Regions from separate parts of the Homo sapiens genome. Here region 1 is linked to region 2. A link is a contact called in ENCODE Hi-C data. All regions are on one chromosome and are shown on one strand. Each heading gives the region's core, a stretch centred on a gene start or an enhancer-like site at or near the end of the contact. The rest is flanking DNA. Distances are from core to core; before and after follow the strand shown.

What was found. A loop is a pair of places that touch in the nucleus more often than their neighbours do. Pooled maps may share reads with other maps.
Region 1: a loop to region 2 is called in a map with no recorded cell type, with 10 times the contacts of the local background. The contact joins the promoter of RAD51AP2 here to the promoter of RDH14 in region 2. A Hi-C loop is called at or near these places in 4 of 37 single-sample maps with no recorded cell type and 4 of 50 pooled maps.

Annotation. Positions count from the first base shown.
Region 1 is chr2:17,513,343-17,519,820 of GRCh38, forward strand. RAD51AP2 (RAD51 associated protein 2) reads right to left here and starts at 5,098. Exons shown (of 3, transcript NM_001099218.3): 1 at 1,827-5,098; 2 at 670-750. The coding sequence starts at 5,073. It also overlaps the pseudogene LOC101928149. RefSeq lists enhancers at 4,626-5,825, 4,810-5,359 and a silencer at 5,121-5,370.
Region 2 is chr2:18,555,940-18,562,673 of GRCh38, forward strand. It overlaps RDH14 (retinol dehydrogenase 14), which reads right to left and starts at 4,714. Exons shown (of 2, transcript NM_020905.4): 1 at 4,241-4,714. The coding sequence starts at 4,633. The region is part of intron 10 of NT5C1B-RDH14 (NT5C1B-RDH14 readthrough); the gene reads right to left. It overlaps LOC105373456 (a long non-coding RNA gene), which reads left to right and starts at 4,237. Exons shown (of 6, transcript XR_007086234.1): 1 at 4,237-4,752. RefSeq lists enhancers at 3,874-3,923, 4,734-4,783, 4,844-4,893, 4,904-5,123 and a silencer at 4,134-4,643.

The sequences.
Region 1 (6,478 bases), core at 3,848-6,347, 1.0 Mb before region 2:
TTCTCCTGCCTCAGCCTCCCATGTAGCTGGGACTACAGGTGCCCACCACCATGCCTGGCTAATTTTTATTATTTTTAGTAGAAATGGGTTTTCACCGTGTTAGCCAGGATGGTCTTGATCTCCTGACCTCGTGATCCGCCCACCTCAGCCTCCCAAATTGCTGGGGTTACAGGCGTGAGCCACCGTGCCTGGCCTAGTTGTATTTTTAATGTAATCGAAAGTATAAACATCAGTCAAAAATCATGTTGACATGACTAAATGGCAAATATTTTTTATTCACATAATAAAATGTCCACATAAAAGCTTCATAACAATGAGAAGCATAGAGCATGCTCTCTATCAGAGAGCATGGTCCCTATTACACATCTCTATTAGATGTGTAAACTAGGCATATGCAACACTTAACATATAGTCACTTTAATACATCAATACAAATATCTGAACGTAGTTTTGCAGAGTGCATTTCCCAATAATATTCTAAATAGCATTTTAACTGTTACCAAATTTTTAATTATTAGAATTTATCAGTATAATATTAATGCTCTTAAAAGGTGCTAAAACTTTGTATTTATTTTGAACAACATGAATATCTATACTTTCCTCATACTAAAAATACCATAATGCAATAATCATCTTAGAAGTTATCCTAAAAAGTAACCACAATGTTACCTCCTCTCAATAAATAATTAAATTCTTCTTTACATTCATCAGGGAGAAAAGCAGGTCTTTTAGGTAAAGGTGTTTCACAATCTGAAAATAAAGAGTGATATGTTACAGCAAAAAGTAACTTTTATATAAAATATTAATGGTATAAACAAATTATATTTTCAGAAATATTTCCTTCAGTTGGCTCCTAATATTTAGAAAAATGAAGTAGGACTCTTCAAAGCTCCTTTTTAAAATTAACTTGTTTCCTTCAACTTCAGTATATTATTGAACATTTGAATACATCTTTATGAGAAAATAGTGTGCACCCAGCTAGCAGCTGCTGAGAAATTCAAATTTCAAGGTGAAGCTGTGTCAAAGTTCAAGGTGAAGCTGTCTCAAACATTCAAGAAAACACACAGACTCCAACTGTACAAGAGGAGAGTGAAGAGGAAGAGGTTGATGAAACAGGTGTAGAAGTTAAGGACATAAGGCCTGGCGTGGTGGCTCACGCTTGTAATCCTAGCATTTTGGGAGGCCGAGGGCGGCGGGGGGGGTGGATCACAAGGTCAGGAGTTCGAGACCAGCCAGGCCAACACAGTGAAGCCCCCATCTCTACTAAAAACACAAAAATTAGCTGGGTGTCGTGGCAGTCGCCTGTAATCCCAGCTACTCTGGAGGCTAAGGCAGGAGAATCACTTGAACCCAGGAGGCAGAGGTTACAGTGAGCCGAGATTGTGCCACTGCACTCCAGCCTGGGCCACAGAGCTCGACTCTGTCTCAAAAAAAAGAAGTTAAGGACATAGAATTGGTCATGCCAGAAGCAAATGTGTCGAGAGCAAAGGCAGTCTGAGCCCTGAAGTACAAGTAATGATATGTGGTAAATGCTATTGTGGAATTAACAATGTAACTGTATGAAAACACCTTTTTTTTTTTTCTTGGTGTTTCCAAGGAGTAACTGCAGCTTGCTTTGAAATTTGTATTGTTTCTATCATAAATAAAGCTATGGCTTCTTGCTGGAAAAAAAAAAAAAGAAAGAAAATAGTGTGCATCAATAAACATTGTCTTGCATTTTATCTCTACCTTCCTTCTTTGTTGTCAAAATTATACATTTGGCCTACACAGAAAAAAGCAGTAATTTTTCTAGCATGAGAAATAATGTTCTAAAATGAATTTCATACCTTTCTCAGAAGTAGAGTAAAGTAATTCTTCCTCTGATCTACTTGGATAACAACTCTCATTAGGAACTTCCTGTTCTCCATTATTGGGTACAGTTTTCCATTTAAATAAACTTTGGTGACTTTTGCCCATATTAGGACCTGCTATAGTATCATGGAACGAGGAAGATGCACGTATTTTGTTGACCACAACCATTTTCAAATCTTTTTCTATCTCCATTTTTACCTTCTCAGCATCATTTTCTCCAAAGTAATTTTCTTGCCCATTGTTTGTTTCCACAGTGCTTAGAAGTTCATTTTCCCTACTAATTTCATGAAACATACGAAGTTCTTCAAGTACTAAGTCAAATTTTCTCTTCATCTCAAAATCTTTTACTATTGTCAGAGCTTCTGTTGATAAATATTTAGCAGCTAAGTCCTGAAAACATTCATCATTCCCTTCACTCAGACCAGTTTCAAATTGATGATTAATATATAATGCAGAGTCATTCTTTCTGTGAAAATCCTTTGAATTAGCTATCTCCCTTTCTGGCAAAATACTCTCATATTCATTTGTATTTGTTACATAATTTTGATTAACATATTTATTTTCTTCCACATTTACTTCCTTACTTATTAATGAAACTGACTGTACAGAAAACATGTCATCCATTGGAAAAAAACTATCTTTCTCTTCCTTTTCTATCTTAGTATCTTTGTGAACTTGGCAACTATTTGTTAAACTTTCAGCTGTGACTTTTACTTCCTCTTTCAAAATTAAGTCATATTTTTTTTCTTCTATTTCACTTAGCAAGTTCCAAAAATTTAGTACTTGAGTTATAGAAGTGGTATGGGTCTCTTCATTATGTATTATGTTGTGGCTTGCTGGTATGGCCTGTTGCCTAACATTGCAGAGATCTTCAAATATGTGCTCACAGTCAAAGTTACTGATCTTATTATGTCCCTGTTTTCTTTCCATATTTAAATCTTGGCTGTGCATATTTACTTCATAAAAATTTTCATTAATGTATCCTCGGTTGTTCTGTATAAATTGAGGACAAGAATTACCATGTGCTTTAACAGTACTAGAATTATAGTGAGCCCAATTTTCCACATTCACAACTTGTTGAGGACAACTCATATTCTGACAAGTAATTTCTCTTATTAAAGAAATTTCATCCATGTCATCAAAGTCCATTAAAAGGGGAATTTTTTCATATGTTTCAAAAATCGGAAAACCTGTATTTTGAGTTGTCATACTGAAGGAATTAATGAGTTTTTTCTTAGACTTTTCAAAAACTTGTTCAGTTCTAAATAACTTCCTTTTCTTTAACATAGGTTTCATATTATCTTCTAATAGTCTTGAAGAAGTTAAAATCTTTACTAGATATGCAGTATGATTTTCCACTATATTTTTTGGATACTTCAAATAAAGCATGCACTTGAAAATGCATTCCTCTTCTAATTCAAAATCATTTTCAATTCTTGTTAAAGAGTCAAAGTTATTGAGCAAAAAAGCTATGTTAGTTTTCAATAGAATATCTAAAGGTTCTGAAACACTATCTTGTAAATATATGCTTAAAATTCCATTCTTTATATTTGTATTCATGTTTCTGGTTATTAGATTTTGAATACCAATTATACCAATTTGCTTTTTACACTTCAAAATGTTACAGCAGGTTAAAATACTATTATCTTTTTTATTTCCTGAAATACTTTTATGGAAATAAAAAATTTCTATAATGAAACTTTCAAAAGGGTTGTTCACATGAAAGACTTTTTGTGTAGTATTGTATCTCAACTGTAGAGTATTATCATTTTCTCCTTTACCATTTAGCCAAACAGTCGTTATTAAAGCTGTCTGACTACCTAATATTTCTCTTACGAGAAGCTTTGATTGTTCTTCATATGCATTGATGACTTTTGCACAGTGGTAATCTTCCTTGCTTAAAAGGTCTATTTCTAATAATAATAGCCAATTCCATTTTTCTTCAGTTTTTTTCATATTTTCACATTTAGTCTTGCAATTATTTATAATCCAACAATTTCCTCTATTTCTTCTCAAAATATGTCTAACGTTACAGTCCCAGTTTTGAGATTTTTCCAGCCTGGTAAGTACGTAACTGTCCAGACATTCTGCTTCCTCCCAATTTGCATTTTCTAGTATAGCGAAATTCTTTCTAGAGTCTCTTACATTACACTGGATACTACTGCAGTTACAGTAGTTTGAACTGATCAAGTCTTTTCTCTTACAAGTATTTTGGCTACTGAGTGATGGGTAGTCATTTTCATAACATTTGGAAAAAATGTTTTCCGCTTCTACAGTTTTTTTATCATTCTGTAACTTTTGCTTCTTAACATCAGGTCTATTTTGGGACCAGTAAATGTTTGTGAAATCCCTAACATATGCCTCTTTTTTGTCATTCTTTTTCTTCGCTATTTCCTTTAAATAGACAGAGGACATTTTGCTATTTAAGTCCATTGGAAACTGAGGGACACTTATTGTGCCGCTATCTCTAAAATAGCTAGGTTTGGCAATTTCCAAGCTGGGCTGGTTTTGAGATTTTGATATTTTTAGTACAGATGATGAAATGTTATTTTCTCTTTTATTTGATGGCACAACACTGTTAGCTTTACATCTGTTCTTAATTTCATGAAATGGTGATTTAGTTTCCTTGTAAAAGGTAACATCTAAAAATGGATTTTCTTTGTGAACATTGTCTCTTCCTTGGACAAACTGTTGTTTTCGATTCTCATTTCTAATTCCATGTATATCGTGTATAGAGGTGCTGGGCAGAAGTTGACTAACCCCTGCTTTGGAGCTATTACTGCGGTGCACACTGAAAGCCTCTCTGTCATGCAGGCCTGCCTCAGACCTTCCTGAAGCCCTCAAATCAGAATCAGGACTTTGTGAGGGGGGAGACTGCAAACAGCTACTCATTTGGAATTTGAGATTTGAGCATTTCAGATTACATATCTGCTTCCCACTGACTGATTTCTCCACACACGAGTCTGTGGAGTTATCGAAAATAGCATTCGTTGAAACAAGGAGTCCCTTGAAGGGTCTAGGGGACAACTCCCAGACTTTTTCCGCCTCAGACAAGCGAGGCACCAGAGGCAGTCGCCAGCCCGCCTTAAAGACACCTCCAGGCTCCTCAAGACAGAGCCGCTTGCTACTAGGTGGTTGGGAATCCGGGTCCTCAGGAGGCGTTAAAGAGGAGGTAGGCTTTCTGAGCTCGGCCATCCGCGGCGTGGGCTGAGGGAGAGACATGACAGCGAATGGAAAGGATCTGTCCGAGTCCCGGCGGGGCTCCAATCCCTTAATAGGCGGTTCCGGGCCGCTCTGGTCACGCCCCTGACCCGCCCCTCAAGACCTGGCCTTAGCCTAATCTCAGGGTTTGCCCCACCCCGAATCCGCCCCTCCACAGCCCCAGCCTCAGCCCCGCCCCGCCTCCCTCAGTCCCTCCTCTCCCTGCCCCCACCCACGCGCCCCGGTTGTCTCACCACTGAAGGTCGGAGCACCCTGGGCCGTTACATTGTCTATTTTTAGCGCCTTTTTCTAATGCCACGACTGTAGAGAGTCTAAATGCTTTTTTCCCTGTGGTAGAACGAAGGGGAAAAGTTAGAACCTCTCACTTAAAAAAAAAAAATTTGTGAATGGTAACAACTTTATTTTCTAAATTCTAAAATTTTGTTTACCTCAGAAACGGCATCTCCACAACGGCTCGAGTGACTCTCCAGTAAAATCGTGTAGTTCTGTCAGCACCAGACCAAATCTCTCTGTGTATGGAAAAACTTTTTAATCCTTCCAGCGTCACTTAAGATCATATTAATATTTCCACTTCACTAATAAAGTGTGTTTGGGGGAAAAAAGCCACCAGTACTTACCAGTCTATCTGAGGAAAAAATGTGTGGAAATTATTATCCGGATAATTATTATTCTTCACTTAAGACTAAAAAAAAAATAGTTTACTATGTGCTGTGGGGATTTCTTCTCAAATATTGTGGATAAAATTATTTAGAGATAAAATATTATATGTTTGAACTACCCCATTTAGTGTAAACATAATAATACAGGTCTGACTCATACCTACTAACAAATTTTTAGACGCTATTTCTTGTTTTTTTTTTTCCTGCTTTGAGAATCATTTATGATTTCCAGTCAATTCTGGTTTTTGTGAATTCTATAATCATTAAGAAGAAAATGTTTTTCAAAATGTTTATTATTATTATATACATGTTTCTTAAGAAACATGTAACTGGTGCTCAGTAATAAACACCTCGATTCCCTTGGTGGTTGTTTCAAGCTTGGTATGTTTTATATTACATTTTATGCTAAAATTTATAATAACTACAATAACATGCAACCAGAATCCTAACTTCAGAACCCTCCCATGGCATAGATGGCAATATATAACTAGCCTTCTACTTTAGGTAATAAGATGTTCACCAGTTTCATGTTTTTTAAATACTCTTAGATACATTGTGATTACTTCAGTGTAAATTCCTCTAGAGAAATGTTTACTTAAGTTTGTAGAAAGCCTTGCAGCAGAAGCACTTCATTAACACTATAAATAAGAATGTGGCAGTGGTTCAGATTCCACATCAGTGAATTCTCCAAGTTCTACTTCTGTGTATCTTATGTTCTATTGCTTTTCTATCCCAGATTTTCCACA
Region 2 (6,734 bases), core at 3,464-5,963:
TCTATCGATCAGAGAACTACTTGAAACACTGGCAATTTTGTGTTTAATAAATGGGGAAAGGGATTCCTCCGCAGGATGTTCCTCAGATAAATACTGATGTTCATGATCTTTCATTCAACAGCTCTTTTTTCTCATTTATTAAAATGATATACAGAAAGATATTTATCTACAGTCATCTTCCAATAAAAGATGTAGAAACTAAATCTAAGACTTAATTTCTGGTTTTATGCTTTTATAACAATAACATTTACAAATATATAAACTTTAACATTGCATTAGAAAGTTGACTACGTGATCAGTACCAAGATCTTTCTCAAAACAGAAATACAGTCAATTTGAGGACAAGGCACTCCTACAATCCCATATTTCTCCCTTTAATTTCAGTTGAACTAGGAAAATATCAATTTGGGAGTTATCAGGTTAATACTGAGATCATATCAAAATTATAAGTGTACCTATGATAAAATGTTTAAAAATACTTGCAAACTACTAAAATTCTATCCCAAAATGCTTCTATGAGCTTCCAATAATTGAGAGAAAAATAGAAAAAAAAATAGATGCAGAAGCTTGATAGGAGCCAGGCTTTGTGCTTTTCGCATGTCACCACATCTAATTCCAACAACTGTATAAGCAAATGAAGCTCACAGGCTAGGTGACTTGCCCAGTATCAGAACTCCTAAGTAGCAAAATAAGATCAGATCTGAAGATGAAGTCTTTGACACCAAGGCCTATTTTCTTAATTAGTAAGCTGGCATGGCTTTCTAATTGGGATTTTCAAAACAGCTAGAGAGGCAATGAAAGCTAGACAGACCATATGCTGTAGAAAACAGGTAAGCATAGTTTATTCCCAGAGCTACTGGTTATCAACACCAAGGGCAAACTTATGGTTGCTTTATTCTGTAGTTCTCTCAGGGTAAATGGCACCATGGGGGTGGAACAACTTCAAGTCATTTCCTTAAAAGTGAAACAAGCAATAGAAAAGGTCAGAAATGCAAACTTAACACTGGAGAGAACATCATGAATAAATCGAGATTCATAAAGAATAATCAAAGATTAAGAAAAAAATAATCAGGTAATATAAAAATATCCAGCGTAAAGGGGACTCTAGGAGATCTGTACAGTCAACATTTTATACTCTGAACTTATGCTTCTGTATCTTTCCAAATTAAAGTCCTAAAATTTAGACTGTTCTCATAGGGAAGTCTTTTTATTCCTTAAATCATGTAAGATGGTCTTCTCTAGCCTTTTCTCGGTTGTTCTGTTTCTTTTGATGGACAAAGAAATGCACATGTTCCAAGTGTAAAGACACTGTGATGACCCATGATTAATATGAGGTCAACTTTCAAATTTCACTGGCCCTTCTGCCAACTATAAGTGAAAAGAAAAATGTGTTACATTTCACAACTGTTATCGAAGCCCACCTGTCAGAGGATTAACTATTTCTCATTCTGCCCTGTCTAAGCATCTTTGGGTTTTCCAATAGTCAACTTCAAAAAGAAGGCAAGAGTTCACTCATGGGGGAAAGAAAGGAGTATTCTTTTTCACAAATCCTTTGGAAGATTTTCCTGAATTAATCATTTGTTATCCAGCATTCTTTGCTGGGCTTGTGTTATTTTAAAATTTTGTCATTTACTATTTTTTTAAATTCTACGAGATAAATGAAATAAATACCAAGAATACCAACCTGTGGGAAATCTACATTTCCATTTTTTTTTCCTTCTAATTATAGTCACTTAACTTCAGAGCCAGGCAGGAACAGAAATACTTACTTAGAAGCAAGGACAACTTAATTATCTCTTTGTGTCCTCACTTTTTAATTAGTTCTGCCTCAAGTGCCAAAGAAGCAAACCCAGCCCCATCTATATTTTAAAGAGGAACAGAAAGATCCATCTTTAATGCTTCCAAAATCTCACTGATGAGTATTATTTCTTAACCTGTGTTACACATAATTAAATACTAGCAATAAACAAAAAACCAACTCTCTAGTTCTGCAACAGCTCCCGAACTGTGGCCTACAGCATTGCAGCAAACTCTCAGGGTGTTGTGGAATATTTTAAATTTTCGAGGGAAACACAGTGATATTTGCTCAATACCTCAAAACTACTAGCTCCAGGTGGTTCACAGCTTGAACATTACATTGTGCTATATTCCTTTCAATGACATTATTTCTTTGTGGAGCTGACTTTTAAGCAGCTGTTAGCAGTTGCTGTAATAAAAAACAAGAACAATGCTAAAAATCTACCTAGAACAGGAAATGAGGGTGGAAGTGTCCAATCTGATTCCAAGGTTTCAGACACTGGTGTAATGACCAACAGAGATACATTTCCCATTAGTAGTTATGGCTGTTTAAGAACAAAATAAACATATTATTTTTTTCTTTCAATTATGTTATCTTCTCAAATAGCTACTAAGTTGTTAGGACATAACTACTTATTAGGTTGTGTCAAAGGAAAATAAATCTCAGAACCCAAAATCACTAAGTCAAAGGTTAAAGTCAAGCTGGGAACTGCCTCAGACAAACCTGCCTCCCATTTTATTCCTAAATAAGATAGCTACAAAGAAAAAGAAGCTACATATCACCCTCATAATTTGCCCACATGGGCCTCAAGATCTTTACCCTAAAACACTTCTGTTGAATTTCACCCTGGCAATGTATTCATAAATTGATAGCTCATCTTCACAAGTGCCAAACAAAAGACAGAACTCTAAAGTCATCCTTCTGCTCACCTGAGATAAATGCTTATCTGATTGCTGACTCTGCCGTATTGTTTATGTGAAAATGCAGACTCACTGAGCCAGTCTAAGACATAAGTGATTATTCCTCTATCCCTCCTGCACATGTAAATTGTATTCAGTAAAAGGCTAATCAAAGACCCAAAAGAATGCAACCTTTTGTCTCCCATCTACCTATGACCTGGAAGCCCCCACTTCGAGTTGTCCCACTTTTCCAGGAGAACCAATGTATACCTTACATATGTGATTGATGTCTCATGTCTCCCTAAAATGTATAAAACCAAGCTGTGCCCCGACCACCTTGGGCACATGTCCTCAGGACCGCCTGAGGTTCTGCCACGGGTGCATCCTTAACCTTGGCAAAATAAACTTTCTAAATAAATGAACTGGGAAATATTTCTGGCCTAAGGGCATCATGAAAAAATTACTGAGAAAATTTGGGAACCTCTTCTCTAGACTCAAGAGACTCTACGTCATATAGGCACCTTTCTTGTCCCAGCTAATTTTAAATTTCACTCTTCTGAACAAATGCCCTCTGAATGCCAGTTATCCCTGCAAGAAACTCTTCTACCTCAATCTCAACGGAGAACATCCACTTATGTGGAATTACTTACCATTTGCACAAAGAAATCCTCACACCTCACTGCCAGGCAGCAGGAGGAAAGAACAAGGGTTAAAAGCAAGTGTTCTGGAGACAGACCACAAGCAAGTTTCTTAGCCTTCCTATGCCTCAGTTTCCTCGCGTTGTAAAACAGGGATGATAATAATGCCTACTCCACAGGGTTACTGTGTAGCTTCAATGACAGTTATAGGCAAGGACACTTCATTTTCATTTAAGACAAAAAGGAAAATCTGAAATGCTTGGCACAGCTCCTGGCATACAGATCTTCAATAATGCTGGGTGTTATTTTTATTCCTGTCTCTGTATGGAGCATGACCACTGGGTTCCAAAATGTATTCTACTTGGAAATCAGGCCACAGTCCCGTTAAGGATGGTGCTGAGTTTACTGGTGGCAGCGAGCTCCTTACCCCAGCAGAAAAGGGGCAGAGGCCGGGGGAAGGAGAACTTTTTTTAAAGGACTGATATGAGGTCCTTAGCTAGCAACTTCCCCCAGTGCTCAGGGGTTCTGAAGACACAGCTTGGTGCAAATTCACTTCTGACACAGGAAAAACAATTCAGAGGCCATGGATCTACTTCGGGGCGGTCCTCACGTAACGAAATGAAACGTTCAGAAACTGGTTTATTTATTTTTCTCTTGGGCCCATTTCTTTTTCGACATCCTTAGAGGACAGAAGGCAGCCCTCCCAGTTAGTTTCTCTTTCCCTCTCAACCCTGCAGCTTCCCGGCCGCCTCAAAGTGGCTTTTTGGACTCCTCTCAGCCTCAGCGGTTCCCAAGGTGACACCCTGAACCCCAGGGCGGTCCCTCGCGGCTCAGCCCCAGCCCGCAGTCCCCTCCCACACCGTGCCCAGGCCCTCCCCACCAGCCCGGCCCCCCGAGGCCCACACCTGGAGCATTTCCTGGCAGAAGGCGCGCACCGAGCGCAGCGAGGCGAGGTCCAGCTCCCGGACTATGAGCTCGCCCACCCCGCTGACGCCAGGCTCTGGGCCGCACTCCGCGGCCTGGCGGAGCTCGCGGCGGAGCTGACCCGCCGCCTCCTCGGCGCGCGCGCGGTCCCGGCAGCCCATGATCACCCGCGCTCCCAGGCGCAGTAGCTCGGCGGCCGTGGCGCGGCCCAGGCCGCTGTTCGCCCCGGTGATCAGCACAGTCTTCCCGTGCATGAGGCCGGGGTCCCCGCCTCTGCGCAGCCGCTGGACCCTGGGCCCCACGAACCGGCGGGCCGCCAGCCACAGCGCCCCGCCCAGAGCGGCCAGTACTGCCGCCGCAGTGGCCACTGCCATCGTCAGGCCCGAGGGCCCACCGGCCCCTCCACGGGAGTTCCGCAGCCGCCGCCTTACCGGAACCCAAGAGACCACCTGTACGCGGAGAACGCTGGGGCGCGGCGGGTCGGCCCCTGACGGTGCGCGTGGGGCATGCTGGGACTTGTAGTTTCCCTCTGGGGGGGTCGCCTGATTGGTTGTGAGAGTTCAGCGCCCTGGGTCCTGCGCCCTCCGTGGAAGCTCCTCCCAGCCTAATGATGGAGGCTGGGCAACCAGCACAGTGTTCAGGGTGCTGGGGTTCATACGTATTGAAATCCCAGAGTAGTGGCGGACTTCCCCATGGGAATGTCTGATGAGTACTTTGAATCACAGATCTCTGTACAGGCCCTGTTACAAATGCCACTCCTCAGGGCATTTCGTGTGTTTTCCTTTGAGGGCTCTTGGGACTTGTAAATTCAGTTCAATTCACCTTCTGAGGAATGGGCCCTGACAAGCTGAAGTCTGAGGTAGGACTGTTTTTCATAGATGAGACAAAGAATTAAGCAACATGAATCAGTTGGAAATAGAATGGTCGAGTAGTTCTCAAACTTAAATGCACATCAGAATCACCTGGAGGACTTGGGGTGGGGGTTCGGGGTGGGGGAATGAAACAAAACGAAAACAAAAAACCAGGGCCCCAGTATTAGAGTTTCTAATTCAATAGGTACAGGATGGGGCCTGATAATTTGCACTTTTAACAAGTTTCCAGGTGCTGCTGCTGCTGCAGATCTGGGAACCACACTTTGAGAACCACTGAACAAGACATTATGTCATTGGTCCCTATTAAAAAAAAGAAAGCCATCTTCAAATGATCTTCACACTGGCAGAGGTACAGTGGGAAAAGCTTGGACTTATTGTAAATATAGGCTTCTGAGCAGGCCATTTACAAATGCCTCCCTGCCCTCTCCATAGGACTATTACACACAACGATGGAAGGCAAAGTGCTTGGCTCACTGTAAAATGCCTCATTAATATCAGGGTTAGTGTCACAGGGACCCTTCTTCAAGCTACAAACTTCATAGCTGTAGACCAAGCTACTTTTAAAGACTCATTCGTTCGTCTGCCTCTCCATCCAATATGTGCCTGGCCCTGCCTGTTCCCTGTTAGAGCCACAGAGAAATGGGACACCATTTCTGCTCTCAGGGTGCTTACTTTCTGGAACTGTGATCTCCCACTTCCCACCCTCCACCCATTGCAGGTTCTCCAGACAAGGAAAAAGAACCACAGCTTGTGTCGTTTGAGACAAACTCCCCAATAATTGTGATAATCCATCTTCCACTCCCTTACATTTGGGAAGGATGTAACATGCAACTAATAGTCAGAATACAAAGAAAAAGGGATGGATTCCAGGAGGTTTCTTATGAGTAATGAGAATGGAGCTCAGAGGTGGGAAAGAGCACTCTTACTGGGGATTATACAAGGCACCAGGAACAGGAATCATGAGAGGTGGTCCTACACCACCCTATCCCCAATTTGAAGCTGCTACTCAAACTCATTGATCCCCCAGCATATGTTTCCACTTTATTGTCCTTTCTACCCATCCACATCTTGCCCATCCATCAAAATCACAGGCTACCTCAAGTCTTTCTTTCCTGACCACTTCCAGCCTATAAAGATCTCTGCTCCCTTCATGTGTGACCCTCAGGGTCATGTGTGACCCTCACTGGCACTGAAGACAAACAGCCTTCTAGTATTGGCTGTTTGAGTTTGCACATTTGACTTCCTTGACCAGATTGTTAAGGTTTCAAGTTTCCTAGAGGATAGGATTGTGTCTGCGTACCTCTTGTGGTCTTTGCATGGGAGGACACCTACAAAATGGTAGGTACTCAGTGTCACATGTCACAACTGATATATTTTGGACTGGTTTACATAAAATTAGGGAGCATCAGAAGATGTGTTTCAGCTGTGGTCTTCTCTCATCTAGAGCCAGGGGTGGAATACATATGTACAGGTGGAGTAGAGATGAAGGTGGAGGTAGAGAGAGCAGGAGAGGGTAGGAGGAAAAGAGGAGGGAGGAATCCTTAGACCTGCAGTGTAACTGCTGTGTAGTTTATGCATGGAACTTAATGAAATGATTAATCTG